2 separate regions of the Mus musculus genome follow, and region 2 is linked to region 1. The links are chromatin loops, found by intact Hi-C in ENCODE. Cell type or tissue: gastrocnemius. All regions are shown on one strand. Each heading gives the region's core, and the rest is flanking DNA. Links, peaks and the distances in the headings are about the cores only.

Region 1 (16,269 bases), core at 5,244-13,243:
TTGCCTTCTGGTTGAAATTCCTGTTCAAAGCCACATTCAGGAGGTCGGTAGCATATTTGGAAGAGCTGTAGGGTTCCGGGCCTTTGGAGTGCTGGATGTCCTCCAGGCTGAAGTTAGCCTTCTTTGCATTGCGAGAGGACGTCCAGATGAGCTGAGAGGGGTTGTCCGCATGGCAGAGAAGTGGTTCCAGTTCCCGAATCTGAATGAAGAAGACGCAGAATAAAAGGTGTCATGATCTACCAGGGGCATGTGCTAACTTGTGTAAAACTTGTCTATGGACACCGGAATTCAACAAGTACACTCATGGGGATATGGTAGCAAGGAACGGGTTTACTATTGCAAGAGCAAGAAGCTAGAAGGGTTATAGGCAGCAAAGAGGAAGGGGTACAGACATTACGGTTTGTTCATGTTAGATCAACTACTTGTATGTATAAATATATATACACTCATGAGTTAGAATGCACACATTTATCTCCACGGTTTGCTGTCTGAAAGGGCCTAGAGCTATTAACGTCTAAGTAGAAACAAGAGCCCAGATCCTTATTTCTAATAACAGTTTATCTTGGTTCCCATCTTAAAATGAAATGAGAAAAGAAAGAAGAAATGGTATTATGGATAGTCATGTAAGCACATCTAATTACCATCCTATGTCGTATAGTGTATGTTACAGAGACTAGAGAGAGAAATGCCATTTTTAAATAAAACCCTTTGATGTATAAAGTATATAACCATGATTATGCATGAATATGGAATGAATTGAATTTTTAAAATGGACGAAAGAAGTTTTCCTGATGGAAAAATTCCAAAAAGTTTCTGTGGATAATCCACCCTTTAAAAAGGTGAAGCCCAACCCCCTCAGTGTGGCTCACACAGAGCAAAAGTCTTCTGAACACTACACTGTGGAGACCCAAGGACGACACCACAGTGGAGAAGCCTGACGAGTGACCTCAAGCCAGGTGATCAAGGTCACAGACTCTACAGTCGTCATCATCCAAGCCAGGATCTCGCTGTGCATCTCGGTGAGCTTGGAGCTCACTGTGTAGCACAGGCTAGCTCGGTGAGCTTGGAGCTCACTGTGTAGTAACAGGCTAGCTCAGTCTTCCTGCCTCCAACCCCAAGTGCTGGGATGATAAGCATAGCAATCTTGATGTGAGGTGATGAGACAGGCACTTTACCTCCACAGTCTTTCCAAAAACACTCTACAATCTCACTGTGAGACAAACATCAGAGAAATTAACCGAGAGCCAGTCTGGGAAATGCCAGGCTGAACTTTGATGCCCCGGAAATGAACTTTCAGGATCATCAAAACCACAACAAAGGGCCTAAGGAGCCTTGACTACTGAATGTAATGTGAGGCCCTGGATAGAATCCCAGAGCTAAGACTGAGACTTAATAAAACATGCAACTTTAGCACACACTATACTTAATAACTTATCAGTGCTGTATCGTTTATTTTTACAAGTGCACAGTACTGATAGAAAAATGCAGATAAGAGAAGACACTGCACACAGGATGGACAAGGACTCTCCGTGCCACCCTTGCACAAGTTTTATAAATATACAACTACCGAAAAACGTTAGTTCATTAGAGAAAACTCTACCACTAAAGCTTCCAGACATGGGCCACGCTGCAGTGGATAAATAAGACAACCCAAACAAGAAAACCCCACACACATGAGACTCAGTTACCCACTCCTAACCGGTACTACTTCAGGGATGTGCAACTCACATAAAGGATCCCCACTCTACAGTAACTCTTAGTGTCTGGTCATTGCTAGCCAGACTAGAAAGGGACCCATGTCTTCAGTCTGTGTTTTATGAAATTTGGTCAGATTCCTAAATGTAACTGAAGAAGGCGGCATTGCAATCATAGCTTTGGCATCCGTTTCTCTGCTACGTGGATTCTGAACCCCACGATGACGCTGTCTGCCTAGACAAAGTCACGCCAGGACACCTGTGACATCTGCCCCATGATCACAGCTCTATTTGCTTTCCTAACAACTTAACTTTGTAAACAGCAGATTCATCAAAACATAAGACAATTAATATTATTAATGAGTTAACTCATTACCACTTTGTTTTATTTTAGTCTTGTTTGCTTGTTCATTTGTTTGTTCGTTTGTTTGTTTGAGTTGAGAAAAGAGCTCCTCACACTGTAGCCCTGGATAGACCTAAGCTTGCAGCAGTCCTCCTATCTCAGCCTAAGAGTTGGGAGACAGGTGTGAGCCACCACACTTCTAAATAACTATCTTACTTAATACTTCAAAAAGGTAGCAAAGAAACGAGAGAAGATTCTAAGGAGATCAAGGACACATTAGATGATGGATTTCTCTATAAAGTTACTTAAGAAAAGATCAGATGAGAATCCTATTCTAACCTTGTATGTTAGTAGATCATTGTCAGTAAGAATGCGATACTACATGGCACAAAAACCGAATAGCATTAAAATTCAGACAATGAAATATGAATCTTCTACTCATTCCTAACATCCTGGTACCCAAGTTCATCAATGGCAACCAGTTCTCTGTTTCATTTTAATCCATGTAAAAACATATTACACACACACACACACACACACACACACATATATATATATATATATATCTTGTTTTTACCAATCAGAGTATACTATTCATATTATACTTCTCTATTTTTTCTTAAGAAGATACCTGAGGCCACCAGAAATAGTTATGTCACTCACTTCCTTTAATGATTGGTACATACTAGAGTTCCACATTCCGATTTTAATAAAGACACCCTAGGCCTCATTGGGGTCTAATTAAGAGACTTGGGATCAAAAATAAAAGAGATTAGAAATAACAAATACAGGTTCTACGCAAGCAAACAGCATCACATTTCTCCTAGCACCAGTAAACTATAATGCCATCATGGCTGGCCACTTACTTGCCATATTAAAGCCACCCCATGAGAGTGGGTCAGAAGCAACACCACAGAACACACTAGATAAGCCACACCATCTCATGATGACTCTTTTATATATTTCTAGAACTGTACATCCAAGTACGGAAGTACGGAGGCTTAAGAAGAAACCGTGATAACGAAAAGCCAACTAAGTATCAGTGTTTAATGACAGCACGCTTACTGTCCCAGGCTATGAGGTGCCAAGCCCTGTTTATAGAACTACTTAGAATAGAACTTGCTTTTTCTGCTGTTATTTTCTGTTGTTTTAAAGTGAGACTGTATGTCTGCCAATCTACCTCCTCCATGCTCTACGGAAGCAGCATTTTCAAAGGTCAGTGATCAGATGTAAAAACTTGATGATTTAATGCTAACCATAAACTAACGAGCCTCACAGCACAGTAAAATGTCTGTGCACACCTCAGGATCACAGCAATAAAGTATGGAATTAGTATGACCCCAGACTTTTTACCAGAATAAAGTGGCCAAAGAGATTGGTTTCAAACACCTCCTGCAACCCGTCGGCAGTGACCGAGTCATTCTGGGTCAAAATTCCTTCCGCTGTGGTGAACATATGAATCACATTTCTGAAACAACAGAAGACAGTAGTGTGACTTTTTAAAGCTCCTTGAATTGAAAATAACCAAAGATGTCACACACACTCTTTGATTCTATAATGAGAAAATACCAATTTCTTGGACATTTGTATTAAATGAGATATCAAATACTTCTTTCACCCAAATTCACAGGAATACTTCCCATGCTTGCCTGCCCTGACTACCCAGTCAGATTAGAGGCAAACTATTCTTAGGCAATCGTAGCTATGCTGATGAGAAAAAAGTCTTCACTCATACTGAGTGTGTTTAAGTACTGGAAAAGTCAACCAGGTTGTCTTTTTCACTAGGAATTCTAAGAGCATCAAACACATTAACAGACTGCCCTGCTGGGATGTCAGCCTAATAGTGGGATGCATGTGTGTTGTGTTTTGTTTTCATGGAGGAAAAGTAAAGAGAAAATGTGCAGGTCGCCTGCATCAAAAATCTCTATGAATTAATGCACTGGGTTGCAAACACACATATTTCTAAGTCTGGCTTGTGGTTAGATAGCTTTGAACGCCACTATACTCCGTGTATACTGGGACTCTCTCAGGCAGACATTAGTCCCCTGCATTCTCTCAACTCACTAGTCAGAGTTCCTGACACACAGCCGGGCATCTTGTAGTGCAGCCTCATCAGAGGCTGGTGGCTCTCTAAGCATGCCGCCTCATCTAGAAGGGTTCCGAGACCAGCACACTCAGCCATTTCAACACGAACCATCTGATGATATGGAATGTTCCAGAAGCTCGACCACCATGAAAACCATGGCCACGGGCAGTGCTCCCTACAAAACCAAGTACTTGACTTGCCTGCTGTGGTACCAACTCCTCCTTCCTGTTTATCTACATCCTTCCCAGCATCCCCCAGCTCAACATACACACCAAAAGCAAAGCCAGGGCAACAAAATGAACACCTCTCTTGCACTCAGCCTCACCTACAACAGTGGTTCTCATCCTTCCCAATGCTGTGACCCTCTAGTACAGTTCCTCAGGTTACTTCATTGCTACTTCCTCGCTGTAACTTTGCTACTGTTATGAATCATAATGTAAGTATCTGGTAGGCAGAATATCTGATACGTGACCCGCTTCTGAAAGGGTAACATGCCCCTCCCCACAAGGAGTCTCTACCCACAGGATTAGAACCACTGATCTGATCTAGACTGTGGAAATTACCTTGAAAAGATGCCGCAGAAAAATGCCTTGAGGTTGAATTGTGGATTAGGCAGGATTCCAGCATTCAGATATAAGTAGTCTAATCTTTGAAACCTGCGAGTAAAATACCAAAAATGGCACTGTTAGAAAAGATGAAACAAAACTGTACTCCACACTATAACACAGAAGGCCTGAGGACAGAAAAACCCTTTCCAAACCAATGAAGATGGCCACAATGTAAACCTGGCATTACAATGGCTCTTCCTCGGCAGTGTCTCGAGCCACAGCGGACACCTGAGTATCTTGGCTCAGGGTGGTTCCAAAGGGCTTTGAAGTTAAATCTCTAGACAGAAATCCAACTGCAGCCCCCCAACCAAGCACGGGAGACCCCTCAAGCAAACCCATCTTCCTCCTGATCTATTTTACCAGTTCATATCCTCCAAAGCTGGCAAGTTAAAGTCACATAATGCCCAGCAGGTCTGCCGTGACCTATCAGTGCTGAAATCTGGATGACCAGGAATCTACCAACACAGAAGACCCAAGTGGAAACCACGCAGCGGAGCTCATGGCTGGAGACTACGTATCATAAACTGATTAAAGGTTGCGCTCTCACATACCCTAAAACCGTAAATGCCCTGGGGGGATTAGGCTTGCTTCAGAATATGTGTCATGGAGGAGTTGAGAAATGCAACCGTGAGTGAGCTTTTTTTCAGTTTTAAAACTTCATAGGCCTTAATGTACGCACACCCCTTAGGAAGTGGGGTCCAGGCAGGCGGTACCTGCTCCCGTGACACTCAGGCAACACTCATGCTCAGAGTGTCGCCCAGAATCTCAGGCACCACATCCTGTCTGCTTTGTGACCCAGGACAGAGCCACAGCTGATAAAACCAGACCTTGAAATATATTTGGTTGCCAATATGGATAATGAATCAGTACTTCTTGGTCATACAACAACCATATGGTTGAAATTATTAAAATGGCTACTTTAAGTAGTGACATTGTTGCTGCTTTAGCTACTATGTGTCATGCAGGTAAAGCCAGATTAGTTATCGCATTATCTACTTTACAAACTTTAGTAATAACACGTTATTTTGCTAGGCATGAAGAAGCAATGCTTAGTAAAGTGTGGATATTAAGCTCTGGCTTCAATCAAGCAGCATAATTAATATATTCAAAATTGAAAGGATTGCCGTAGTATCTCTCTCTGGATAAAACAGCATCACCATTTTGAATGCGTTCTAACAGGACGGAGAATACAGCAGAATACAGATCTAGTGTCCGACACAACAGTTCTTTTGCCAACTGGAAAGGGTAAATCCAAGTTCTCAGGGCTCGAATGTCATCACTATGTCAGACTCCCTCAGCACAACTTGTTCTATATATACTATATCCATTACCTTCCCATGTTTCCCTGACCTGTCCAGTTTGATTAAATGCCATGCTATACTACCACACAGGAAAGAAGAGTCCTTTTAAGCTATGCCCATTACCTTTGAATGTTTTCCTGCCCTTTCTCATTTGATTAATTTTATGACAGACAGCAATCTATGACAAAGAGACATACTTTTGCTTGACTTCCTCTGCACCCCGGACCACCGACTGCAGGCTGCTGACATCCATCTGCACGATGCTGACTTCGGCGGAGGGGTGAGAGGCCAGCAGGGTATCTCGAACAGCTCTTGCTTTGCTCAGGTTCCTACACGCCAAACACAGGTGGAGGTCATCGTCTTCTGCCAGCAGTCGACCGCAAAGGGCTAGCCCAATGCCACTGAAGGGAGAATTCAGGCACAAGCATGAGCTCATTGAAATGGTGTTAAATGAAGGCAGTTCTCTCTGGTTCAGAAACTTGACAGTGTCAATATGAGCTCCAATGAGAAATCCAAGCAGATAGAAAATACCCAAACATTATGTGAAGAAGGAATCTCCCGATTAGCCATGTTGATAAGCAACATCCAGTTGTTCCCCTCTAATATGGTTCAATGACACAGTGAGTGAGGGTTGGAGCACCTGTTAGGGTGTGATTTAATATATCTCTAGCAAATACTTTAAGGGGGGCCGTATTAGTTGTTTACCGTGTCCCCATTTTCTTGTGGTGCCTTGGTCCCGCAAAGGCAAGGGTTCTCACCACTTCTTGGTACTGTTGCTATTAGGAAAACTGTAAATCGCAGTAAGTGAACCAACCGGTGAGGTTTTGGTTTGGGTTTTTGTTTTTTGGGGTTTTTTTTTTGCTTTGTTTTGTTTTGTTTTCAGGAGAATACACAGTAGCACAGCTTGAAGTTAAATCCCTGTCAACTACTAAGTCACAGCAGAATAGCCAAGAGTTTAAAAAAAAAAAAAGCCCTCAATACAAGTAGACAGAAAGCAGAATCAGCAAGCAGATAGAGCCGAAGACAAAGAAGCAGGAAAGAGCAGAGCTAGGAGGCTTCAGATGCACTGGGTCACAAAGAGTGATATGAAGGTCGCAGCAGATGGGGCCCACTGCTGGTAGCGAGGCCATTCTGGGTAACAGTAAGTTCTCATGCAGACTGCCAGCAAAGGGAGCTCCAAAGTGAGTCTGGAATCCACAGAATCTGGCGGCCCTGCCAGCAAAGTACCAAGCAGATACCGGCCTATTCATCCTTACTTTAAATACCAACTTTAGTATAAGTTGCACACACCACAGTATATCAAAATCACACCAATTCAGGTCTGACTTCTACAGGCACTTTCCACTCGAGAACGGCCAAAACCCAGCTGACCTAAAGGAGAGCGCACACTAACAAAAAGCCCAAGACAGACCCCTCCACTGGTTTAGTTAATATAGATGTGATTGGGTCACTGAAACAGGCTTAAGTGGCATTTAACAAATCCTGTATTAATTCCTCAAAAAATAGCAATGTAACCAATTGGGGGTAGGAGGGGAGTTGGTTGGGTCCATCCTCCACACATTCTTCATCAACAAATGATAAGTAGGTCAAGGGTCAAATGGGCAAGCCTGGAATAACTTTGCTGGCATCTGCATCAGGATAAGCCTTAGTTGCTAGACTGGTCGTTCTGTAGGTTCCTGGAAAGAGTATATGAAAACATGCTGCAGGAGTGAAATTTCCTCATTGTCCTAAAGTTCATGGATGCTGACATTTAAACACCCCGAGTGTTTAGGTTTAAAGTGAACTGTGGGCACCTACAATTAACTACTCTCGGAGACTGACGGTCCCTAGAGAACAACTGTCCAGCATCACTGCCAGGCTGACCAGTCACTGGCGGTTTAGCTTTCCTTTCCACTGTCATGTTTAATTCAAAGCGCCAGCCACCGAGCACCGAGCACCAAGCGAGGCAGGCATGACCACACCTCTTGGAAAGCCAGGGAACGGGGTCTCTGCGGACCCCATCGAAGTGAATCACCGACCTGCGCTTCCCCCCGCATAGACTCCGGGGTTCCATAGGAGGTCTCACCTGCTCGCCCCGGTGATCAAAACCACCTTCCGCATCTTCCACGCCCTGCACCGAAGTAGAACTGCACCGGGGTTCTCTTAGCCTGAACCTTGATCCGTGACCACGCGCACCTCGACCAATCAAGGCTCGGCCCGGCTCCACCTCTCCTGCGTCATCCGGTCCGCGCGTTAGGCCCGCCAATCGCGACTCGGCATCTTCTCTCCACGCCCAGACCGGGTGAGGTGAGATAGGCCGAGGGGCGGAGCCACGTGACACAAGGGTCCTATAGCCAATCCAGGCAGTCGCCGCCCCCAGTCTGCGGCGGGGGCTTTGTTCTGAGTGAAGCAAGCGGGCGGCAGAGCTGGAGGTTTCACAAGGCTGCTGGGAGAGGCTTCGGTGCAGGAACCCAAGTCCAAGTTTGCTTCTTAGGATGTGTAAAGCATGGTCTTTAAGAAAGAGAACCTGGATTTCATTGAATTGTATTTATGTCGAATCACGAGTAAGTTAGCAATTTCAAGCTCTGAATGTGGAATGAAACCAGAGAATCTCAGAACGCTAAAGGAATGCGTACTGTCATCTCCTTCAGACCTCTCAGGTCGCTGTAATGAGCTTTATTTTCTCACTCTCTCTGCCTCTCTCTCTCTCTCTCTCTCTCTCTCTCGCTCGCTCGCTCTTTTTTTTTTTTTTTTTTTGTCTCCAAGCCATCCCAGATGAGTACTTTGGAGGGAGCAGAACTAGGTAATCAGGGAGGGGCAAATGCATACATTAAAACTCCCTTTTTTTATTAAGTTCAATTCGCATAAAAATACCCTGCGCAGCTGTTATAATCGTTATCCCAGCTTTCGCTACTTACAGATGATTAATATTGAGTGAAAGGACTAATACTCATATGATTGAACAAACTATTCCTCTTTCAGAGCTGTAATTACTAGGGATAGCCGTGATCCTAAATGATAACGTCTTTTCTGGGCTTTAATCTATATGTTTTGATTAATGATACCAACAAACTGCTAAAACTTAAGAAAACTGGTTGATCATTTCAACTGTTCTTAAAAGACAGTAACTTAACAAATTTTCTAAAGCCTTGAAGTGGAAAAAAAAAAAAATCCCTGATCTTGAGATTCCATACCCAAATGATCCTTTTTAAACCCTGGAGTTCAGAAGTGGCAGCAAAAGAACAGAGAAAACTGTGTGGCTCTCCCAAAGAAAGCTCACTTTTTAAAAAGAAATTGGAGAGCCTGGTGGGTGGGTTGGGTGGCAGACAGGTGTGTCCACACTGCACCCTAGGGTAGCATGAAAATGGCCCACCAGAAAACTGTAAACTTAATTAACATATTATGACGTTTATTTTGAGTTGTTTTTTTTTTTTTAAGTTCTCTTGTGCAATTATTAGCATGAACTCTGTGCATGAAAGCAACATCAGGAGTCTGCCTGGGTCCGAGAGGAGTTCAGCCTTACTACAGCCTCAGATGAGAACAGGAGTGGGACCAGCTCTGAGTTAGATGAAACCCAGAAGACTTCAGAGAAAGTCCTCTATCACTTCCAGCCCAGCCCAGTAAGGGAAACTGGGACTCTTCCTCCTTTTGTTCTACTCAAGTTGCTGCTTCCAAGGCTCTGTGACCGACAAGGGATGGACTGGACTATTAATCTAAAATGTTTAATTTTTAAAGTCATTTGTCATAGAGAGTCACAACCCCGAGCAATGAAAATATTTTTTAATTCATAGGTGAGTGTTGGGTTTTGGTTTGGTTTTGTTTTGTTTTTACCTCACTCCAAACTACTCATCTTGGGTTTGTGTTGTCCTGGGGTTCTTCAGTTGGGTACCAGAACAGTCTGGTGCACAGTGAGTGAAGCTATCACTGGCAAGCCTTGGCATGAGTTGAGCAGGTGTAGTTAACTCAACATTAATTGTGCTCCTTGTAATAAATCCATCTCTACCCTAAAGTCAGACCGTGATCGCTTTTCCTTTTAGGGGACAGTAGGTAAGGATGAGAGACATATCTTTTGCTCTGAGTACAAAGTTCTATTCTTGGTTCTTAGAAACATTCACAGAATAGACGGCCTCTAATTTGCAAACGGGACTAATGAATAACTTCCAGTTGGGGCTGTGTAGTTTCTCATGTTCATATTTTTCAATGCTCTTCCCTTAAAAAAAAATGCATTCAGTCTGGCTCAAAACTAACTGAGAGTTTTACCCAGTTCATTGGTGGTAAATGGTCATGTGTTACCCTGTGTAGGATCCAAGGACTCTAGAAGAGAAGGACTTACAGATGTGTGGTCACTTCTTTTTCAAATAGGAAGTAAATATAAAACTCTGAACGGAAAATAGTTTTCTTGTTCTCTGCAACTTAACCAGACCCATGCAAGTTGCTAATGAAAAACTGAATAGACAAAATTTCCATCCTCAATAATGACCTACATAATGAAACATGTGGATAACTTGTCTGTGTTGTTTGTGTATGTGTGTGCATAGATGCAAGCCATCACTCATATCTGCCATTAAGCCTCGGCAGTATGTGTTGGCAGCAGAATTAGATCTCTGAACATCCCTAGTCCCCTTGTTTCTTTTTGTTCCATCCCAGTTCCACCGCTCAGGTATATTCCTGGTCTTCGGTCCTGAAAGCCTGGACATTGCAGAGATAGGAAGTGCACTCATGAATACTGTTTATTCTTTGAGAATTCATGCCCATTCTCTTTTCTACTAGGACACCTGCTGGGAGAAGTGTGCTCCTGTTACTCAGAATTCTGCAAGTGAAAGTAAAATGTGTTGGGGATAGTTCCTCCCTAATCTCCATTGGGAAGTTTGCATCTGGATCCCAGTTGTATACAGTTTTTGTTAATTTATGCTTGTGTGAACAGCTGCCTGAGACAGACCATATTTGGATTTAGCAAGTGTTTCTGTTCCTTCAAAAAAAAAATATATCAAAACAAAACAACTCCACAGTAATGACAATGAAGGCTTTCAAAAGAATTCTGGAAACTCAGGTTCCCAGAAGTGGCCCAATAACATGAAGATATGAAACAAGGTCTCTACTATGTCAGAGACATCGCCATGTTAGTTAGCTGTCAACTGACATCTAACAGAAGCCTTTTCACATGACTCTCTGTCAGACATCCCTGATAACCGTGTGCACACTTTCCCTGTGTCACATCACCACTCCACCAGTGGTGTCAGGAGGAAAGACAACAAAGGCCAGAACTGTTACTGCTGAGACAGAAAGAAGACTGTATCAGTAGCATGACTCTTTAATCACTGTTATGTACAATTTATCATCTGACAGACTTACAGGGAATAAATAAAGGAAAATAGACAATTGGCACCACGTTCCATTCCTTTTTCTAGTACAGAGAATATTTCTGTAGCCATTTCAGAATGACTATGACCATGTTAAGCAGAAATTAAATCCATTTGCTGTTTAGCTCTTGACAAAACACATTACCCACCACAGGCTATTGAATAAGGCCCAGATGTTGTCTCCTCATAGAAGAGTCCACCACAGTGCTGCAGGAAGTCGGTCCTTGGGAACAGGACATGGGGCAAGAAGAAGAGAATCCATCCATAGCAAAGAACCATTTTGTACTGAAAGTAACGACCTGTGCTTTCCCTTGACAAATGTTTGTGCTTGCAGATCAGCCTGGCAACTTGGATCTGCTCTCCTATAAGACCTGTAAGGTTACTGGCAAGGTGTCTGTAGGAGAAACTATATAGCTTTTTTCAGAGGTCAAAGGTATACACTGTCTGTAGAACACGTTTTCCTTTGTTCTCTTTGAGAGTAAGCCCTCTGTTATAAAGCGCTTCTCCCCAAATTAACACATGTGATACATAATTTTTCCACTCTTTATTCATTAAAAATATAACATACACAAACTACTCATTTGTGTGCTAGGAATCTCATAAGCCACAGACAGTTGTTATCCTGTAGCCCTTAAGCAAGGCAGCTTAAAAATGTCTAGCAGGAAACCCAAAGTAATGGTCCAAGAAACGAGAGTTTCAACTTTTCCCCAGGGAGCTGATGTGTTTGCATTTAGCTTAGCAGCTGATATTACAATTAAGGATGAACAGTTAGGCGAATGAAGCTCCTCTGGTCCTCCAAAGACAGTGTTTTAACCTCACATTAGGGGTTTATATTTGTGCCATAGTCTAGCCACAAACTATCCCTACCTCCATTCAGTACCACTTAATTCTTGACCAAAGTACCGCTTTATCATAGACCCCTCTGGTCACCAACAAAAGTCCCGTTCTTCTGTTTACAATTCCCTTCCACTTTGAAGCCTTTTATATTGTTACTTTTCTTAAGTTGTCCTTGGATTGTTTGGGTGGCCAAACAGCAGAGCTGATCATTACATATGACTCCCGTGTAACGCTGTGGCCGTTCTGGGTCCAGCAATGATGAGCTGTAATCGAAAGTGGGTTCAGCAAACAGCTGGAGTACTGGTCCCTGATAAAAGAGCTTGTCAGTTTGATGTTTTCTCTCATTTGTAGAGTAATATCTAGGTAGAATCCTTTATCCTGTATGCCACCAAAGCCAGATTACAAACCAACAAAGGCTAAAAGTATCCAGTGAGCAACTGAATACAATGTAGGAAAACTGGTGAAAGCCAAGCCGGGCCTAGGGTTTAGTTTTGAAAATGGTCCAAATAGATGAAAATAGACTGAAATATTTTCAGTGTGTGGAAAACAGAACCAAGGTAAGGTGCTGATTCTTTTGTAACTTCTTTCAAGTCTCAGATCATTGCAAAATGAGAAATTTCTGAAAAACACGGGACAACTAAATGGTCCCTCCCCAGTCCTTTCCTGCCAGCCTACTCAAGTCCTTCGTCACTACCCAGCTTCCTTCCCTCTTAGCTCAGGATTCTAATTAATTCACCAAGTGCCAATGACATTCATCTGTTTCTAGAATATGAAAGAATATGAAGGTTTCCAGGAGACCAGAATCTGCATGTTGCCAAAACATCAGGGCCTTGCCCCACACAGTGCCCAAGGACATAGGCTTCAAAACAAAACAAAAAAACTATGCTGCAAGCACCAGGCTCATGGATTCAACTTAGGATAAAAATTGCAATAAGCAATGTATTGCAATTCTTTTCATTTAGTACTGGACGAAAACAGACACCGTTCTGTTTTCTAGTGCATGTCTTCGGAACATCTTCCCACATTCCCTTCATCCTGACACGCCCCCTGATTTCCTCTTTACTTAAAACACATGGTCTACGCCCACATCACACTGTTCTTGTGGGGTGCCTGTGTGGAAAACATGTTTCCAATATGGCACACCCCTCTGTCAAAGATCAGATGAAACTTAGTATTGTCTAACTTACACCTATTGTTTCCATGTTTGCTGTGGCCATTTTAGACCATGGAAGGATGAGCATTATTGAAAGTGTATTTGGTAACTACCAAACGCTCATACACCTTCATGCCCCAACAGCACATGGAACACCAAAGGCCAGTGCGCAGACAGCATTGTCACCAACCCTACATGTGGTCTAGAACCCACAGGAGAGCGAAATGCCTTCTGTACCCACTTCCTGAGATGAATAGGTGACTCCCTAATGGTTCTGGTGGCCACATGTTTCTATATCCATGAAGACCATGTCCTTCTTCAACTCTACAAAAATCCCTTGCATTACCTACGGTGTACCTGACATCGATTTACTAAAGACAGGCTCCTTCACCCAGCATTTCTCCTTTACCTACCCTCCATTCTTCCCAAGTCACTTTTTCTAACCTCTCTCAGATCTCTTGGCATGCATCAGCGTTGACTTCATGGCCTCCAGCCAACCCTGTCTCTACCACGTTTGACTTGCCTCACCCCATATCTTCCCCAGAACCTCTCCTTGCCTCTTTTCACTGTGCCTTCTTTCTTATTTTCTACCCATCCTCTCCTTCCAGCCACACACACACATTCATGTAACAACTTAAAAAAAAAAAACACTACTCACATACTTGCATACAGCCCTCTTTTGTATTACAGTTTTGAGCGTTCACAGACAATCTTTCCACAGCTCCAACAATGCATGCTCTCCTCTGGGCACTCATTTCCACTCCAGGTCACATATGTGACATGGTTACACATTTATCTGGTCACCAGATCAAGATTTGAACATAGATCAATGACAGGACCCATGCCTAGCAAATGTGAGTTCTGGGTATGATCCCCAATAATAAAAACATAAATGGACCTGGTTAATGTATGCATTCATCAATAAAGGTATAAATTGAAATATGATAGTCTAAAGGACATCTTGACATAAATGGTTCACATATATCGTGATCACGAGTTACTTGGGGAAATAACAAGATCCCACAGTTTCTCATCTGTTTCTGCTTTCTTTTCCAAAACCTACCTTCATTTCCCTAGTTTAGATTTGAGCTACCTGTCTACAGAGTAAGTCTTTACCTTCTACCATGGTTGGCTACTCAGACCTGTACTGCTAAACTCTACTAGTGTAACTAGAAACTAAACCTGTGTCTGTAATACAAAGGTTTCAGTGCCAGAAGGTGGAACCTTCTTCATACCAAAAACAAAGTGCCTGTACATGAAGATACATATTTGATAGCCATCTGGGATAGATTAGTTCCATAAAGCAAAGTCCTGGAAATTTCATTTGTAAAGGAATACAGTGAACTGGGGGCAGAATCCTGAAGAGTATATAGTCAAGAGTTGTGAAAGAAACATGTCTGGCCCTAGAACTATCAAATGAGATAACGTGAAGCAGCACTGGTCACTCTAAAGCAGATATAATGCAGGTGTTGCTCTTACTTAAATGATGTCTCTCGGGATCACTATTACTGGCCACAATTGTCTGAGCAGTAACTGAACCTACATCAACCACAAATCTAGTTCTCCAGCAAGCACAAAACAAAGCAAAACTCCAAGAGATTCCTAAATCATAGATTCGGTTTTCCTTTGAGACAGATAAGAAAACAAATTCAGAGAGAAGCAAGACTTGGGAAAATGACATACTTGGCTTGAGGCAGCACAGGGCCAGAGTTCCCAATCCAATGTTCTCTCCTACCTCTGGGATCGAAGTTAGTCTTGCTGAGAATGGTAGAAAAGCCATGGGAGAGGAGGTAAATGTGCTGTGAGCGAATGGGATCTATGAAATTAATGTCAAGACTTAGAGTTATACATCTGCTGTGTCCTGTAGCCATGCTGAAGGCTGAACCAAGAAGCTCTCAGGTTTCTAAGAGACCATGGAGCAAGCTGACTGGATAGACAGAAGCAGATCACCACTATTTTACCTCAGCTTGGTTTCCTCTATAGGATTTAAGGGTTTTGTAGTGTAGATTGCTGCTGAATCTTAGAGTCTGTGAAGGATGAAAACTTAGGGTCACTAAGTTAGTCACTAAGGTGACTCCTGCTTGATCATGCATCAGTTCTCGTGAATCCCAAAGCCAGAAAAGAACTTCATGCTTTGCCGCTGGCCACCCTCTCTTTGGCAAAAGCACTTTCAGTAACACCAAATGGTCATCCTTTTATTATCCCATACATATATACCCAGTAGTCAACAACCTCTTCCCTGCAGAGTTCTTCAGCTAGTATCTGAAACTTTTCGGAGATGAGAGATTCCCCATCTCTGGGAAAACCCCCACCTGCATATGTTCTATTTCCATATTTTCCCAAAAGTGGAAATCAGTCTTCCTATAACTTTTTCCAGGGGTCTTGGCCAAACTTTTGGAAACACTCTAAACATATCTCTTGTATATTGGACATGACATTGGATACTTGTGCCTGAGAAGTTGAAGCCCTAGTCTATAAATCCCACAAAGGCATCACATAGTGAAAGATATAGAACTGGACAAGAGGAACTGATGGAGCAACCATTAAAATATCAAAACTTGAGGCTTTACAGAGTAAAGTCAAGTTGTCACTAGAACACACAGGTGAAGACCCTCACAGATGAACAACAAATAGTACACTTGCGAGTCATCCTCCGAGGACCTTCTTTCCTATGACCATGGTCTACCGGGAAGCTTGTGCAATCTTTCCCTTTCTGTGTCCTACTTCAAGCCTTACAACAGACATTTCTTTCTATCCATATGCCCTGTTTCATGGGTAGGCTCTGATCTCTGGCCATGATTGAAGAAAACATTCATTCCAAGACACAAGATAGAGGTTTTTAAGTACATGCCACTCACTTTGACGAGAGAGAGAGAGAGAGAGAGAGAGAGAGAGAGAGAGAGAGAGA
Region 2 (16,269 bases), core at 3,200-11,199, 83 kb after region 1:
TTGTTGGCATCTTCAATAGTGTCTGGGTTTGGTGGTTGTTTATGGGATGGATCCCCAGGTGGGACAGTCTCTGGATGGTCATTCGTTCAGTCTCTGCTCTGAACTTTGTCTCTGTAACTCCATCCATGAGTATATTGTTCCCCCTTGTAAGAAGGATCAAAGTATCCACACTTTGGTCTTCCTTCTTCTTGAGTTTCATGTGTTTTGCAAATTGTATCTTGGGTATTCTAAGTTTCTGGGCTAATATCCACATATCAGTGAGTGCATATCAAGTGACTTCTTTTGTGATTGGGTTACCTCACTTAGGATATCCTTCAGATACATCCATTTGCCTAAGAACTTCATAAATTCATTGTTTTTAATAGCTGAGTAGTACTCCATTTTCTGTATCCATTCCTCTGTTGAGGGACATCTGGGCATTTAGGTGGGGGCTTGCTTACAGTTTCAAAGGTTTGATCCATGATCATCATGGCAGGGAGTATGGTGGCAAGCTTAGCACTGGAGCAGTAGCTGAGAGCTGCATCCAAATCTGCAGGCCAAGAGAGCAAGACTGGGTTGGGTATGGGTTTTTGAAACCCATCTTTCTTCTAACAAGGCCATGCCTCTTAATCCTTCTAATCCTTCCAAACAGTTCCACTCCCTGATGACTAAACACTCAAACACTCAAATATATGAGCCTATGGGACATTCCTATTTAAAACACTACAAGCCACATTCATGTATATATATATATATATACATATATATATATATGTGTGTGTGTGTGTGTGTGTGTGTGTGTGTGTGTGTGTGTGTGTGTGTGTGTATGTGTGTGTATATATATATGTGTGTGTGTGTGTGTGTGTGTGTGTGTGTGTGTGTGTGTGTGTGTATACTGGGGGTCAAGGTACAACATTATCATCTTTAGTTTCCCAGTGCAGAACACCAAGTACAATGATAATCAGTGAATGTGTTGGGCAGATGACAAGATGGTATGGGGTTCTTTAACAATCTGAAATATCTGCTGGCCTGTTAATCTTGCCACCAAGAAAGAGAAGACAGAGAACACATGCTTCTTCCATGAGGTTCTTTCCTCCTTATAGGCAGTCATAACATATCTCTTCCATTGCTGAACCCATTGACTCAGCAGATAACCCTACCTACGGTAACCTGTACCTTACAAATTCCCAGTTGTGTGCATGTATGACCACGAGTCTTGTGAGTCCTCAACAAAACTTCAGTGGTCTCAAAGGCATGGATATCTTGTTCCTCTAAGTTTTTCTTCGAGTAATGATAAACACTAATTGAGCACTTGCTAAATACCAGGCAGTGTGTTAGGCTTGGTATACATCTTTCTCATTTTGTTCACAGCCTCTAAAGGATCCTGAACCAGCGAGGACAGAAAGAGAAACTACCAGCAAACCCACCCATGGGCCTGAGCGCTAGCTTGGGCTCTACCATAATCACCACCCCCCACCCAGACTGGGCAGTGGTGCAGTTCCCATAAAGGGCCCAGCTTCCTCTTCACTAAAGGAATTGGGCTAAACGAGAATAGATGGATTCCAAGCTGTCTCTCAGCTCCAATGCTCTAAAATTTTAAAGTAATATTTTCATTTATTTTTAACATTCTTAAAAATGTATACAATGTGACATTATTGCACCCAAACCCCACCATCCCATTTCTCCAGTTCCCCCTTGTCCCACCCCACCCTCCTCAATGCCCTCTTCTTTCTTTATAGCCATTGAGACAAATTAGTGCTCCTACATGCATGTGGTTTGGGGTGGGTGCATCTATTGGAGTGTATGTAACCTATCATTGTCTAAACCCTTCCAAAACAGACAGCCCTCTACAGCCATCAACTACAACCAGGGGTGGGTTTCACAAGTCCCTCCCCCATTCCTTTGAAATGCTGACAGGCTTGATCTAATGCAGGTTTTTATTCAGGGGACCCCAGCTGTTGTAAGTTCATAAGTGTGACAGCCATGTCCTATCAAGAGCATACTTCATAGCACTCCCTCCATCCTCTACCGCTTAGATGCTTTTGGTCCCTTCTGTGGTGTTCCCTGGGCCTAGGGTGAGGAGCATCTTGATAGAGATATCTCATTTAGAGATGGACACTCAACTGTCACTTATCCTTATCACTTTGACCAGTTATGAGTATCTGCATTATCAACTATCCATTGGGGCTGGGGACTGAGCTTCTCAAACCAAGGTTGCTGATATTCCCCATGCTGTCATGGTTCCAAACACGTATAGGACCCACCACAGCTTAGCAGAGCCGTCCCCAACTCAGGAGGAATATGGTTCCTATGTAGCCCAGGTGCATGCCATCTGACAGTAATAAGAACTTTGCCTGCTCGACACACTACAAAGCACTGGGACAGCCTGGTTTCATCAGTTATTCCTTGCCCAGGCCACAGAGGAAATCTCTGCCAGACCCAGGCCAGAGTGGAGATGGTGAGAGGCACCCACTCATTCCGTTTCTAAAACCCATTGGCTCCTGTCTGGAATGAAAACCACCAATGGTAAAGGCTAAGAGTCTGTCTGCTTGGTGGCTTGTAAGGTCACTCTAGGTCAGAGAGGAGGCCGTGGCCAGAGTAAGATTTGAAATCTGAACTTACCAGGGAGGAGCTGGTGCCAAACCCGAGGCTTTGGGAACCACGGCCTCTCACCTCTGGGAGAGACAGCAAAAGTCCAGCCAAAGATCTCCACAGAAACAAAGCTATCTAAGGGCTTCCTCTGGGTCTTGGAGACATCTTCAAAGTAGAGCAAGCCTTAATGAGGGTGGGTGTGGGGGGAACAAGCGCCAAAAGGCTTGGAATTGGAGACTTGCTCTCTCTGAGCTGTGCCTCAGGGCCTGTCTTCAAGAAGCTGTGGTAGACCTAGAAGCAGAAGCTAGGACAAAGCCTTTTGGTTCACAATAGAGAGCACGCTGTTCAGAGGTCTCATAGACGGTGCTGAATGCTGATATATGACTCTGAAATTCATGGTGAAATACTGGCCCCACTATGCAATGGTATTGGAGCCTGTTACCCCATTTGTGACAGAGATCTTTTGGCATCTTTATAAAAGATAATAAGGACTCTTTCAATCCTCTCTTAAGAGACACCAAAACTAGGGGTGGTGATACACAGCTAGAATCCCAGCACTTGGGAGGCTAAGACAGGATGGTTGCTGGGAGATGGGGACCAGCCTGGGCTATACTGTAAGACCTCCATTTGAAAACCTTAATAGAGAAGATCATAAGGAGACCCCATAGAGCTCCTCTCACTATGCTGTACCATGTGGGGACAGTGAAAAGGAGCCATGTGTAATGACGCCATTTAATGTTCCCAAGCTAACCCTTTCTGTTGTGCTGCGTCCCCTCTGTGTTCTTCTGCAAGCACATTGGTAAACTGCCGCTATCTTTCCACTTCCTTTTCTGTGCCTCAACTCAGTGAGTCCTAAATGATTCATCGGGGTGTTGAATGCTATTGAAACACAAATCCACGCTGCTCAGGGCTTCTCTAGTTTCTTCTCACCACCCCACACTGAGTGATCAGCTACAGAGGAGAAAACGTTGGTCTAGCTGCAAGGCATAAAGTTTCCTTCTCTGCCCTTAACACTAGCTATAAACAATTTAATGGCATGAGCTGGGCATGCTTATTCTCCACTGTGCCCTAGAAGTGCTTCCTACGGTCAGTTAACACAACATCATGTCTTCTCAGTACTATTTCCTCTTATGCCTTGCCATGACCCCAAGTCTCAACAGTACACGTCTCAATTCCCACTTCTTCTAGAATTTTGGTTAGAGTGTGCATTTTGGTATGTTTGGCAAGAGAACTGTCACAACTCCCACGCTTTTAGACAAGCACACCCTCTTGTGTAGAAGTTCACCTGTACATGATGGGTGCTTAGTTGAATCGTGTGACCCTACGTCCTGAAAGGGGATGTAGCATAAGAAATAGGGCCTAGACTAGAGTCTACAGTAGCCTGGTAGGCATGGTGCTTATAATGACCTGAGCCAAGGGATAAGATTCAGCAATGAGGAGAATGGCAAACTCAACATGGCAAATGATTCTGTTATACAGAATGATATGTAAAATGTCAAGTGAGAGGTGGGTTGGGCCTTAAAACAGGACTGAAGATCACATGGTTAGAACCTCATGACACTGGAAATGTGGTAAGGGATGTGCTCTAGGCAAATGTCATGGTCACTGCCCCTACAATGGCTAACACCTCTGCATGGCCTATGGCTGTGGAGTGAAGCTCTCGCCTGAGTAGCTATGATTGTTTGCAAAGAGCGCATAGAGGCTTCTGCTCAGGTTAAGGCTTAGATGGGATGTCACTCTTCCAACAGCTTCAAACAAACTGACAGGACATGTTAACCTTACCATGAGAGCACCTTACCTAAGCTAATTGGAGTGAAGGGTTCTCTCTGAGGCTTGCTTAAATGAAATGTGTGCAAACTGCATGCTCTCGGCATTTAGGTTTAAGAATTTTAAAGAGAAGTTTGACTTTCATGTTTTTATGTGTGGATTATGGAGCTAAGCCTAGGTCTGTCTGTCTGTCTGTCTGTCTGTCTGTCTCTCTCTCTCTCTCTCTCATCCTCAGCATTAGTCTGAGTAATCTCAGGGCTTTGTTATAGGTAAGCATACCACCCTTGAACACTCACAATAGTTTTTCATGATGCTTCATTTTTAGATGGTGTCACATGAAGTGGCCCAGGCTGACCCTGAGCTCGCCCTTCTGCCTTTGAACTTTTGGTCCATCAGCCTCTGCCTCTTACGTGGATAAGAAAACAGACCTGTGCCACCGGCCTGACTCAAACAGGCTTTCACTTTCACACAACTGATGGTGTTTATAGGAATAATTAGTGAGTTTTTTTTTTTCAGGAAGGAAGTTGAAATGAACTTACAAGCAATTGAAAATACATTTTAACAAAATACAGAGAACAGCTTGATGGTATACATCATCCAGATGGATAGTTTGCAGAGGCCAGATCACAGAACCACAGACACCCTTACAACACTCACCAACAGCAAAACCTCTACAGTCTTCAAAACCATCAATTAAGACAACTGCTGGAGCCAGGCCTTTGGGACAGAGTAAACTGTGTTTCTTACTTGAGTGACATGGGGAAGTAGGAGCAGTATTTATCCAGGAGTAAGACAGAATCAAGTGAGCATGAGCACCGCCATCTTTGATGCCTGGCCAGCCTCAAGGGTGCACATAGCAGCAGCAGAGGACTAACAACCCTCAGGACTAGCAGAGCATCCACTTGGACAGCTTCTGTTCTTCTTGAACGCTTTATCCCACCAACCTCTGCCATTTGATCACTCTGCCTTCCTACTCTTCTCCCTTCTCATTTTCCTCCTTCGTTGATGCCAGCATCCTGTTTCATTAGCAGTGTTTTAAGAAGGACCAGTCTCAGGCAGATAAACAAGTGGACAAATTACAAACATCAGTGACTAACAAACCATCGAGTTCTCTTTTCGGTCTCAAAGAGGATGTCCTTCATTGGTAGTTGTTGTCACTCTTATCAATAAAGGTAGGTTCTCGGGGTTAGAATGTACAAGTCCAGTACCATCTGAACCTACAACAACACGTCACAGGTTTTAAGTTAGCAGTTGACATGCAGGCTTTAGAACATGATAGCTCATCTTCAATGTCACCTCTAGCCTTGCCTGCCTGTATTATTGTAAGCAAACCTAAGTTTTATTATCTAAAAGTGGAATGCCAATGGCAGTCCTGCCTGAAAGGACCAGCCTCAGGACTAAATGAGTTAATCCTTAAAGCAGTTCTTGGCATCAATTCTTGTCGACTCTTATTACACCTGGAGCTGTTTAAATGACTGGAACCAATCTCATTTCACAGCAAATGCACTCTGATTCTCGCTCATACATGGTGGAGGCTCATACATATTAAACAACCTTGACATTACAACACACCTTGGCAGCAGAAACAAACACACCAAAAACAAACAGAAAGCCCATCCCCCTCTGCTCTAATAAGAAGCAGTCCACGTTAGCATGCAGAGCTGTCAGAGTAATCTCTTACCGGGACTTATTTTCCCAAGTATGTTTAAGCCTACACTCATTAGAAACGTGGAATACTTCCACTGTCAGCAGATGCTGTTGGGAGACTCTATAGAGTTTCACTTTTGCCTGCCAAGGGGTTCTTAGGACCTGGATCTTATGACTTCTCTAGCAGACCAGTTAAACCCAATATTTGGGTTGTTCTCTAAACTGCTGGGGGCAGGTCTTGGCTCTCTTTCAAATAGTCTGGAATTCCACCCTTTCCAAGACATGCATCTTCTAGCTGGTTAACCCCAACCCATGAAATCTCTGAAATTCGAAAACAGAGAAAGAGTTGTCACAAATGTGCTCTGAAGCTCCCCTAATAAGACCTTAATTCAAGATCTAGCTAAAATGCTCCATGAGAATGGAAGATCCACGGAAAAGGCGGGAAGGCACAAGAAGAGGGGTCCGACATAGCAAGGCAATGGAGATACTAGGTCCCCAGCACAAAGCCAAGGCATGTGTTCAGTAATGGGATGGGAAGAGACTCTGCAGCCCCAAATAGAAGACTAACACAGGCGGGGTTTTTCAGCACCAAGGAGACAGAGGTGGCTGAGTGAGGACCAGGGGCAGGGAAAGGCCCATAGCTCCCTTGGGTCTCTGCAGAAAGAGCTAGGCAAACAGTAGGGGTGTGGGTGGAGAGGAGTGGGAGGGGGCCTCTCTTAAGAAGTCTGGGTCTTGGCTCCCATCAGGAGGGTACACCTGTCAATTATATCTGGGTCTAGGGACTCAGAGTTGCCTGACCATCCATCACCTTCATCAAATGTGCATCCAATCAGTGTCATTTTTCAAACCCTTTCCCAGATCTGGCTAGAAGGGCAGCAATGAAAGCCAGAGGCTCAGACTAAAGCCAGCAGAATCCCAGAGCTCTGTGGCAGGCTCAGCTTATGAAATAAGATACCCAGAAAGAGAAACTGAGGGGATAGTCACAGCCAAGCAAACACACCCTCAGCCTGTGAACTCTGAGCCCAGAGGCCTGAGAGGGTAAAGGGACTTCAGGGAAGGGTGGCCAGATATTCCTGCTCAGTCCATCTACAGGGTCATCATTTGCCCAGTGTAGTACTGCCATGCCCACATTTCCGAGTGCTTCAGTTGTGAACTTCTGCTAAGTGAAGCCTATGTTAGTGTTGCCTGCTGTAAACGATGCAATTTCCGTGTCCCCTGTGGGTCAGATGCTCTGCTGGATCCATGGAATTCACCATCCCCTTCTCCCCTGCCCTTTAAACAGCACAGGAGGACAATGGATGCACGAGGTATCCATAATCTACAGCAATAAGCAGAAGGAAGATGTGCATAATTCCAGAATGAGTTAGCTCATATGCTTTCAATATGAGAGATGTAGAACCTAAAGACATGTGCTCTGGTACATTTCAAGCCAGAAGCACTGGGTTCATTAGCTCAGTGCTACCACTGACCTGCTGTGTGACCCAGGAGAAATTACTTGAGCTCTCTCAGCCTTAATTAACCTGCAAGATAGGATGACGATGTGGACCCCTCATGATGATCATTAGACTTAAACAATACAGTCAGCTTCCAGCAGTTTGAGATCTGGCATGTAGCAGTTGCTCAGTGAGTGGTGGCTATGAGCAGAGTATCTGATGCTTACGTCTTTACAACTCAGTTAAACTTGTTGAAGTGAACTTCCAAAGACACCTCAGACAAGTGACAAGCCCCTACCTAACTTTCTCCCACTCTCGTACCTCACCGTGATTGAAAGCTTCATCTCTCACACAATACAGAGACCTCCCTCTGCAATTATTTAATAGTGATCAATCCCTCAGGGCCAGGAACTGTGCTAAATACCCAGAATACAAATTGATGCAGTCACTGCCCGTTCAGCCCTTTAGAGTAGAGTGGAAGGTTCAGAAAAGTAATTACAGAATGATATAAGGAGGTAACTCTGGGGAAATGCTGCCAGCCCATGAGTATCTGATCAACCTCAGAAGTGTTTGTTAGAGTAGCTTCCTAGATGAAAACAGCACCCAAGGTGAGCCCTGGGGTAAAACTAATGTCACAGTGAGCAGGCAGGCAAACAGTATGTATATATGGGTATAGGTATATGTATGTGTGCATGTACATGTGGATAGATAGATAGACAGACAGGCAGACAATTTTGCATACAAAAATTTTCACTTGTATTCTTTTGAGTCTGGCCCCTCTGACTCACAATTACATCTGTGAGATACACTCATAATATCACATAGCATGACACTCAATGTTTCCTCAAAGCTGTATGGCATTCCACCTTGTGACTAGTCCACGACTTACTCTCTATTATAGATCAGCATATGGTTTTTCCCAATTTGGAATCCTTATAATGACAGCATATGAAGGAGCAGTCTAGAATAAACCTTTAGGTAACACACGTGCCATATTTTTACCTATATAAGGGAACAATTAGTGTGTACATGCATAATTTTAATAAATACTACCAAAAGGCTTATGGAAAGACTGTACCAATTTTCACTCTTATTGACAGCTGTTATTGTTACTCTATAGCTCCCTTACTCTTGTCTATATGTGGTTGGGAGAGTTCTTGGTCATCCTGAACCCAGGCCCGTATTGAATGGAGGACCATCCATACCTCCTGATTACGCCATCTTCCTTTCCCATTTTAACAGTAACGTGATGAACCCAAATGGTTCACTTCACTACAGTCCACTGTGTCACTTTTCCTTTCATGTCTGAGAGTGGGAATTGTGTGCACAGGAAGGCTGAACAAGGCAGGGAGATGGAGATGGAGGGAGAGCATCTTCTGAATGAGGAGCCTTCGGAAGCAAGAGAAGTTTATGTGCTCAGGACTGGACACAACATCCTGGGCTGGCCAGCGTAGAAGGTTTGTATCAGCCAGTGTGGGAACGAACCTAGGAGGGTGAGATGTAGCTGGTCTGCCAGGAACCTTGAAACCAGTCCAACGCCTTTTCTCTTGGCTTGAAGGCAGAGAGACTGTTTTGAAAGGTAACTGTCTCCCTCTCCCTAGAATTCTTCCTTACTATCCCAGCTGCGTTAGTCTGAACCACCTGGATGTGTTCACCACATAGGCGAGTCACTGTCCCTTGGAGAAACTTTCTATCTGTTCATCTGTCTCTGAAAGCAAACACTGGCTGAAGGTTCAGGACCAGCTTTTACAGGCTCCTAAGTAATGATTCTTATATATTCAGAGATTCTGGCAGACAGCAGACATCATGACAGTAGTTCAAATCACCATGATTAGAGTACGCACACAGGAGATTTGCCGAAAGCTACACACCAGGGCTGAGTACCTCTTCTGTAGGATCCATTCTTTAACCATTGCCAGCATAACCCCAGTTATGAGCATCACCCATCTCTTGATGCTTATCACAAAACATGTACCTATGTCAGTGTTTGTTGAGAAAATTCATAGAGAGACTCTCTTGTGTACTGTTTGGAAGCATCACCAATAAAAAGCTGATGGCCTCTTAGCAAAAGGCAGGAAATAGAGGATGGAACTCTTTTGGTATTCTGCACGCTAGAGAGAGGTGGGAGGATTCGCCCAGAACTCTGAGGAAGTCAGATGCATGAAACTGAGAAGAGGTAACGGGCAATGTGGCAGACATAGACTATAATAAATGAGTTACGTACGTTACATGCTAGTGGGGGCTGGGGGGGGGCAGAGCCTAAGCTTAAGGTCATAGCATTATAATTATTAATAAACCTCTGAGTCATTATTCAGGAAATGGAGCACAGGTGGAGAAGCTTGTGTTTATAAAAACTGTATTTTTTTTTTTAACAACTCATTGCACTGTTTTTAAAAGTCCAGGCATGGGCGAGAAGGATTGCTCAGCAGTTCTGCTTTTCCAGAGGACTCAAGTTTAGTTCCGAACACCCATCTCAGGCACTCATAAACAAACAACCTGTAACTTCAGCTCCAGGGGGATCCAATCAATCCCCTCTCTAGACGACACAAGCGCCTTCCCTCGTGCGCTAGCTCCTGTGTGTGTCCACACACCCCTCGACGCACACAACACACCACACACTTAAAAAAGTCTTTAAAGAAGCTAAAAAGCCAGGTTAAAAAATTCCTCTAGTGATAATCATGAGGCCCCTGCTCTCTCCTCTTGCAATACAATCAGTATACCCTGCTCATTACCGTCCATGGTGATTGGCTCCTCATACTTTACAAGTGAATCTACGAAGACTTTCAAGAACAGCATGGAGTTACACGTTACTAAGTGAGAAGCCCAGACCTCCGGAGATATTTATAAGCCATCTGCTGTCCCTAAGAGGTCCGTGAAGCAGCCTTTCCCATGAAAGTCTAGAGTAGAAACAGCCCAGGCATTTCCTAGCGCCAAAAGCACATCTAACTCATAAGGCCCTTGAGCAAAGAGCCTGTGGGCCTGCTGTGTCAGAGTCCTGGGCATGTCCCTCGCTGCACACTCCCCAAACAGGATGGGGAAATGTCAGATGGCTCCAAAGCACATGATTCCCATCACCAGTGTCCCATGGGGGGGATGAGGTTTTCAGTAAAAGAAATGAGCAATGCTTTATTTGCTGCACAGTCCCCAAAGCCAGGACTGGGTGAGAGAATGAATATAAATTAAACAGACGCAACCCCAGCGGCTCAGAGCAGTTAGAGCTATAACGGTAGATCCCTTTGTTTTAGCGTGAGAATAGCACCCAGGGCTTCTTAATGAAAAGAATGAAGGCTGTGATGGGGAACAGAGTGGGAGAGAGACGAGGGCCTGTGTGATTCAAACAAAAATTATTCAACATCAGAATTGTTCTCATTTTATTTTTAGTCACCATAAGCCACTTACTTGGAAATTGCAGAAAAACATTAAGGACGGCATAAGCTACGTTTATAGGTATCTTTATAAATAAGACAGGCACGGGCTTCCAAAAGGGTGAGAACTACTCATCTGTTTTTCATGCTTATCTGTTACAGAGGCAGAAACTGAAAATCCAACAATGAGATCTGGAAGAACCTAGGCGGAGCATACATGTATCACAGTAGTAAATAGCCAGAACTAACAAGCTCTAGCACACAGTAGGTCTGCTAGAAGTAGCTATTGGATAAATGGATGAAGAGGCATGAGTCAGCCTCAGGAAGAGTTGGCCTTCGTGTCCCAAACCCAAGCCCAGAAACCCTCCCACTGGAGAGAAGAATGGGCAATTAGAAAGATGGTGTCTGGAGCCAGACTGCCCCAAACAGCCCCCTGCTTGCCAGCTGGATGGCTCTAAGTGGCTTTTATAACATCCTTGAACTTCGATTTCTTCTTCCATAAGATGGTTGCCCCCTTGGAAGCAGTCAGAACATATGACAAGGTGGGACTACATCCTGTGTCCTGTGTCCTTGCTAAACCCCTTGAAAAATTAATCTAAAGACAAACCTTGGAGAATTGCTTATGCATGGCATTGCATTTTTTTTCTAGTAGCCTATCAACTTCAATAAAAACCAAAGTCTACTGAAAATGTAAATAACCTAAATGCAACAAGACACTCTTTAGGAAAGTGCTTTGTCTGCACTCTAAAGCCCCAACTGCCTACCAGGGTGAGCCAGCCTGGCAGTCAGGAGCGCAGAGTCTACACCTTAACTCCCTCAGCTTAAGCTCTGACTCATCTCTTTGTTTCTTATCAGACGAAATACACATATCTTTCACTCTTCACTTGTGCTGCTTTGACTGTAAATGAGACTTGGAACTTTCAGTAACCCCATAGGGTCATGGCAAGGAATAAACACTGGTGACTTGCTAGAAGTGCAAGCATTAGCCGTCGCCAGCATAATAAACAGCCTCGAGAGGTCGTGTGAGTTTCCGTAAATCCAGCTGCATGCTGGAGAGTGGAATTGTCTTGGGATTGACTGGTCACCCTAACAGACCACATCACAACTAGAGCCAGGGCCACCATCCGAATCCACATGCAGTCCTGACCCCGAGCTGAAGAGATGTACCAATAACTAACAAAGCCAACACTAGTTACTGGAATAAAGTCCTGTGACAAGAGGCTTGAATTATGGAACCTGGGCCACACATCAGAAGTAGAGGCTATTATTTGGAGAACATTTGAGGGTAATCTAGGGGACCAAGTCTTCGAAATCAGTGGAAATGACTTATTACAATCCATTGGCATAAGACGACATCATCCAGATCCAGCCAAACTAAGACGGGCAGGCAAGTGTGGAGGGATCACTCGCATGCTACCCCTGCACACTTGGTACTTCCCCGAAACTTCTCCAGCCAGAGCTCTGGCATAAGCAACAACCCAGTTCAGCCCAGGACAGCTATGGGACTCGTGTCTACTGACGCACCCTGGTGCCCCTCCTCGGTGAGTCATAGCAGTCTCCTTGCAGGCAGATTGAAAACCCACGCGGATTTTTTTTAATAGAGATAGTGTGTAAATGTTCCCCAGCTAACGGAGCCTAAAATCAATAAACTCAGAGAATTTATGGGGCCAGTGTTGTTTGTGGTTAAGAGCCTGGGGTTTGGAGCTGCCTTCCAATCTTGCCTGATCTTCTTGTTTATTTTGAGGCAGATCTTTAACCGAATCATATCTCCGGTTGCCATATCAATAAAATATAACAATTGTATTTTACCACACATGGTGTTTGCAGTATTGAGTGAATTAACATGGGCAAACACTTAGGCAGTACCCAGAAAACAGACAAGTTGGCTTGGCATACCACTTACACTGGTTGGGAAAGGTATCCACACAAATGGGGAAGGGGGAAAAAAGACAGAAAAGAAGTGTCACACTGGACAGAACAAATGGACAGCCATTTGTGTATGCTAATATTTCCACTGTGAAATATACTGTCTCATTTATTTCATTTTCATAGACTATTTTTATTATTTCAAAATTTCATACATTGTATTTTGATCATATTCCCTTGTTTTTCTACCCCTAATTCTCCCAAGACTTTTATATTCTCGCCCCTCCCAACTTCCTGCCCTCTTTGTGTTTTCTTTAATAACCTACCAAGTCCAATTTTATATGGCCCATAGACCTCTAGGTGTGCGGCCATTCCCCAGAGCATGGGCCAACCTAGCAGGGACCACACCCTTTAAAAAATCTAGTTCTCTCTCCCTCTGAAACCATCAACTGTAAATAGCTCCGCAGCTATCTCTGGGAGCGTGTGAGCATTCAGGCTAAAATGTTGAGTGGCTTGGTCTTGTGCGGGTCTTGTGCAAGCAACCAGAGCTACTGTGCATTCATGAATGCAGTGATCCTGTCATGTCTGGGATACAGTTTCCCTCCTGTCCTCCTTAACCTCTGGCTCTTACAATCTTTCCATCCCCTCTTCAGAGATGACCTCTGAGCCAGGGTGGACATGGAGGATACAGACACTCCCTATGAAGCTGAGCACTCTCTACACTCTAATCAGATACGGATGTCTGTTTTAACCACTGTCCACCGCGCACAGAACACCTCTGATAAGGTCTAGTTCAAGTGCTCCCTTTCCTAAAAGCCCCTGAGAACCAGTCCCAAGGCAAAGGCTTTGGAGACAGCCTCCCGGCCTTCATAGTCGTAATGCTGAACTCAGCCACTGAGTCAGTCTCAGTCTAGGTTTCCAAAACAAACCCCATTGAACTGAGTCGCCCTGGAAACACGCACACTGGGTTGCAGTTCCAAAAGACTGTGAATGAAAACACCAGATGGTTAGCTAAAGCTGATTACCCTAACCACAGGAAGGGCACCCACGAGAGTGTTACACAGTGCTGGCCCATTAATACTTACGGGGCTACTCTGACTCCTCCCTTTCCATCCTGAGATTCAGTTCTCAGGCCCTAAAACTGCTGAAGGAGGTCTCAAAATACAAAACCCACTCTCATCCCCCATGATGGGTTAGGCACACTCCACTGGTTCTGGTCTCCAGCCATCTGCCTCATCTCCACCAGAGATCTCAGTCATAACAGAGCACAGGTCTCAATGGTACCCATCTTTAAGGCCAGCCCTGGGAGAGAACACAGGAGGATGAGGGTGGAGGGCTCACTGGCCAGTCAGTCTAGCCCAAAGAGTAAACTGCAGGTTCAGTGAGATAATCTGTCTCAAGAAATAAAATAAGTTGGAGAACAACTGAGGAAAATATCGAACATCAACCTCTGGTATCCTTGGGTACATGTGTGGGCATGCGTACCTGCACAAACATACCTTCATATACATGCATTCGATACACACATACCAAAGTGGTGATGATGATGATGATGATGATGATATAGAACTAAAAATAAATAAATAAAGACTTGGGGTACCCTCCACACATTCCTAATCTGCCACAGTCACTTTGGTGACTAACAAGCAAGTTCTCAGCACCTTATGAGAATACATCTAAAAAGCAGCACAGGCCTTCCAGAAGCCAGGAGAGACAATGCAAAGCATTGGCTGCCATGGTGGCCCCAACTGTTGCTCAAGATAAGGCCACTGGGCACACTCGGGAGAGCAGAGTTTTGCCAGGGTTCCTGGTTCAGATAATACCTTGTCTCCATTTCCCCTGCCACACCCAGCATTAAAGGACATCAGAAAAGTGTACGTCTGTCCTCCTAGAGACGACACAAACCTCACATTTTACTAAACATAACAAGACAGTGGCAGCTGGAGAGCCAAAGAAACCCAAAGCCTGACAACCATGCTGTTTCCTTCTGGCTCTCATCTACCACTTCCTGTCCAGCCAAGGAGCTCTCTTCTGCCCCTAACTGAGACCCCTGCTTTGTGCGGAGGATATTAGCAAAACAAAATTAACCTTACTGAGGACATCTTGACTCTATACGCCTAGCAAGCCAGAAGGCTAAAATCAGTTTAGCTAAACACATGTCTATGATCATTGAGGATGCTAAGTGTCAGCTGAGTACCTAGCAGAGCTATGGATAGCACAGGACCATAGAGGAAACGCAGCAGTTAGGACCTGGCCCTTTGATTTGTTTACCCGTCACTTTGCTTACCCGTCTGTTCCAGAACAGGATTTCTGGTACACCGAATCCCAGTTCTGCCATTTAATATCAGGGAACCTTGGGCAACTCAGCTTCTGTCTGTCCCTTATTCCTAAGTGAGGATGGGGATGTGCCTTCATCACCATTTGCTCCAATGGTTCATTAATGGAAAGGGCTTAGAAAACTGCCCACTGCTGAAATGTTCTCAGAGGACACTTTGTTCCTAGGAGATCCCAACGGTGTCCCTGTCAGTAAAACTGCTTCTCCACCTCAGAAGTATGCTGCCTTCTAGGAAACAAAGGACCTCAGCAGGCACCCGTTAACTTCCTCAATATGTAGATGGGAATGGAGTTCGGGGACACCAGTTCACGGATCTATAACTACACCTTGTTACTAGGAGCCCTGGGAGGAGACCCAAGGCCTGAAGTGCCCCGCGAATCTAATGGATTATAAATCATTCTGTTAATTGGCCCTGAGACATACTTACGTTTCAGTGACTAAAAGAAGGGGGATGGGCACCGTCACAGTAGCATCATGACATGATTTATGAAGACAGTACTTAAAGGCAAAAGCCGCCCACCCCCGCCATACATCATACAAATAGATTAGATTGCATTCATATATCCCCTCTGCTTCATGCATAAAAGCTGAGTATAGCTGACTTCTTTAGATTTCCCCAGCAATCCTATGAGATAGATATTACAGTTAACATAATGATATTGAGGCCAAAAACCAAAGCAGGAAACAGTTAAACAACAGGTCAAGGACGGCACTAACAAAGGTGAAAGTAGGATCTAAACTCCAGCAGAAATCCATACTTCTAACCACTTTGCTATAGTGCCTCGTGAGTGTGACCTAGTTGAGATTTAGAGATTGCTGTAGCTTTAAGCTTCAAGTTTCCTCGCTTGATTTTAACCATAAGTATTTATTACAGTAGCCTCAGAAGATATCACTGGTGCTGAGGGAGCTAGCTGTGTGTGTGTGTGTGTGTGTATGTGTGTGTGTGTGTGTGTGTGTGTGTGTGTGTGTGTGTGTGTGTGTGTGTGTGTGTGTTCCATATTCCTTTGTGGTTTTTGAAGATCTTAAGGGCTCACATACTATGAATTTACATGTCGTTATCTTTGTCGGCATCTTACATGATTGGCTGGTTGTTTTGGATCACTTCAAGATCTTCCTGCCCATACAAGCAGAAACAAGCATCTTTGAGCCTCCCTTAAATTGCTATAAACTCTCTTGTTTCCAAACATTCTCAGAAGTTACCTAGCCAAGCCATGAACTTTGAGTCTTCAGGAATTCTCAAGGCAGCTCTCTAAAATTAAACCCCATGGTCCATGCTCTTCAAGAA

The links. A loop is a pair of places that touch in the nucleus more often than their neighbours do. Peaks named below come from ENCODE experiments on the same cell type or tissue, not always from the same donor. Only the 100,000 strongest peaks of a DNase experiment are listed, where the experiment ranks them.
Region 2: it touches region 1 in a loop (2.2-fold over the local background); 1 of 42 quality-filtered maps calls a loop at or near these places.

Annotation. Positions count from the first base shown.
Region 1 is chr1:169,961,001-169,977,269 of GRCm38, forward strand. Hsd17b7 (hydroxysteroid (17-beta) dehydrogenase 7) reads right to left here and starts at 8,205. Exons shown (of 9, transcript NM_010476.3): 1 at 8,098-8,205; 2 at 6,230-6,433; 3 at 4,687-4,779; 4 at 3,391-3,505; 5 at 5-199. The coding sequence starts at 8,132. Ddr2 (discoidin domain receptor family, member 2) reads right to left here. Exons shown (of 17, transcript NM_022563.2): 17 at 11,307-16,269. 3110045C21Rik (RIKEN cDNA 3110045C21 gene) reads left to right here and starts at 8,409. Exons shown (of 3, transcript NR_040438.1): 1 at 8,409-8,575; 2 at 9,450-9,802; 3 at 10,782-11,396. In gastrocnemius, for the core only: no CTCF peak of the experiment used is centred there; DNase peaks (open chromatin) are centred at 6,341, 7,232 and 8,316; H3K4me3 peaks cover 1,794 bases; H3K27ac peaks cover 2,241 bases.
Region 2 is chr1:170,045,963-170,062,231 of GRCm38, forward strand. All of the region lies in intron 1 of Ddr2 (discoidin domain receptor family, member 2), which reads right to left. Among named protein-coding and RNA genes, the nearest start is that of Ddr2, 35 kb to the right of the region's middle. In gastrocnemius, for the core only: no CTCF peak of the experiment used is centred there; no DNase peak of the experiment used is centred there; H3K4me3 peaks cover 835 bases; H3K27ac peaks cover 5,368 bases.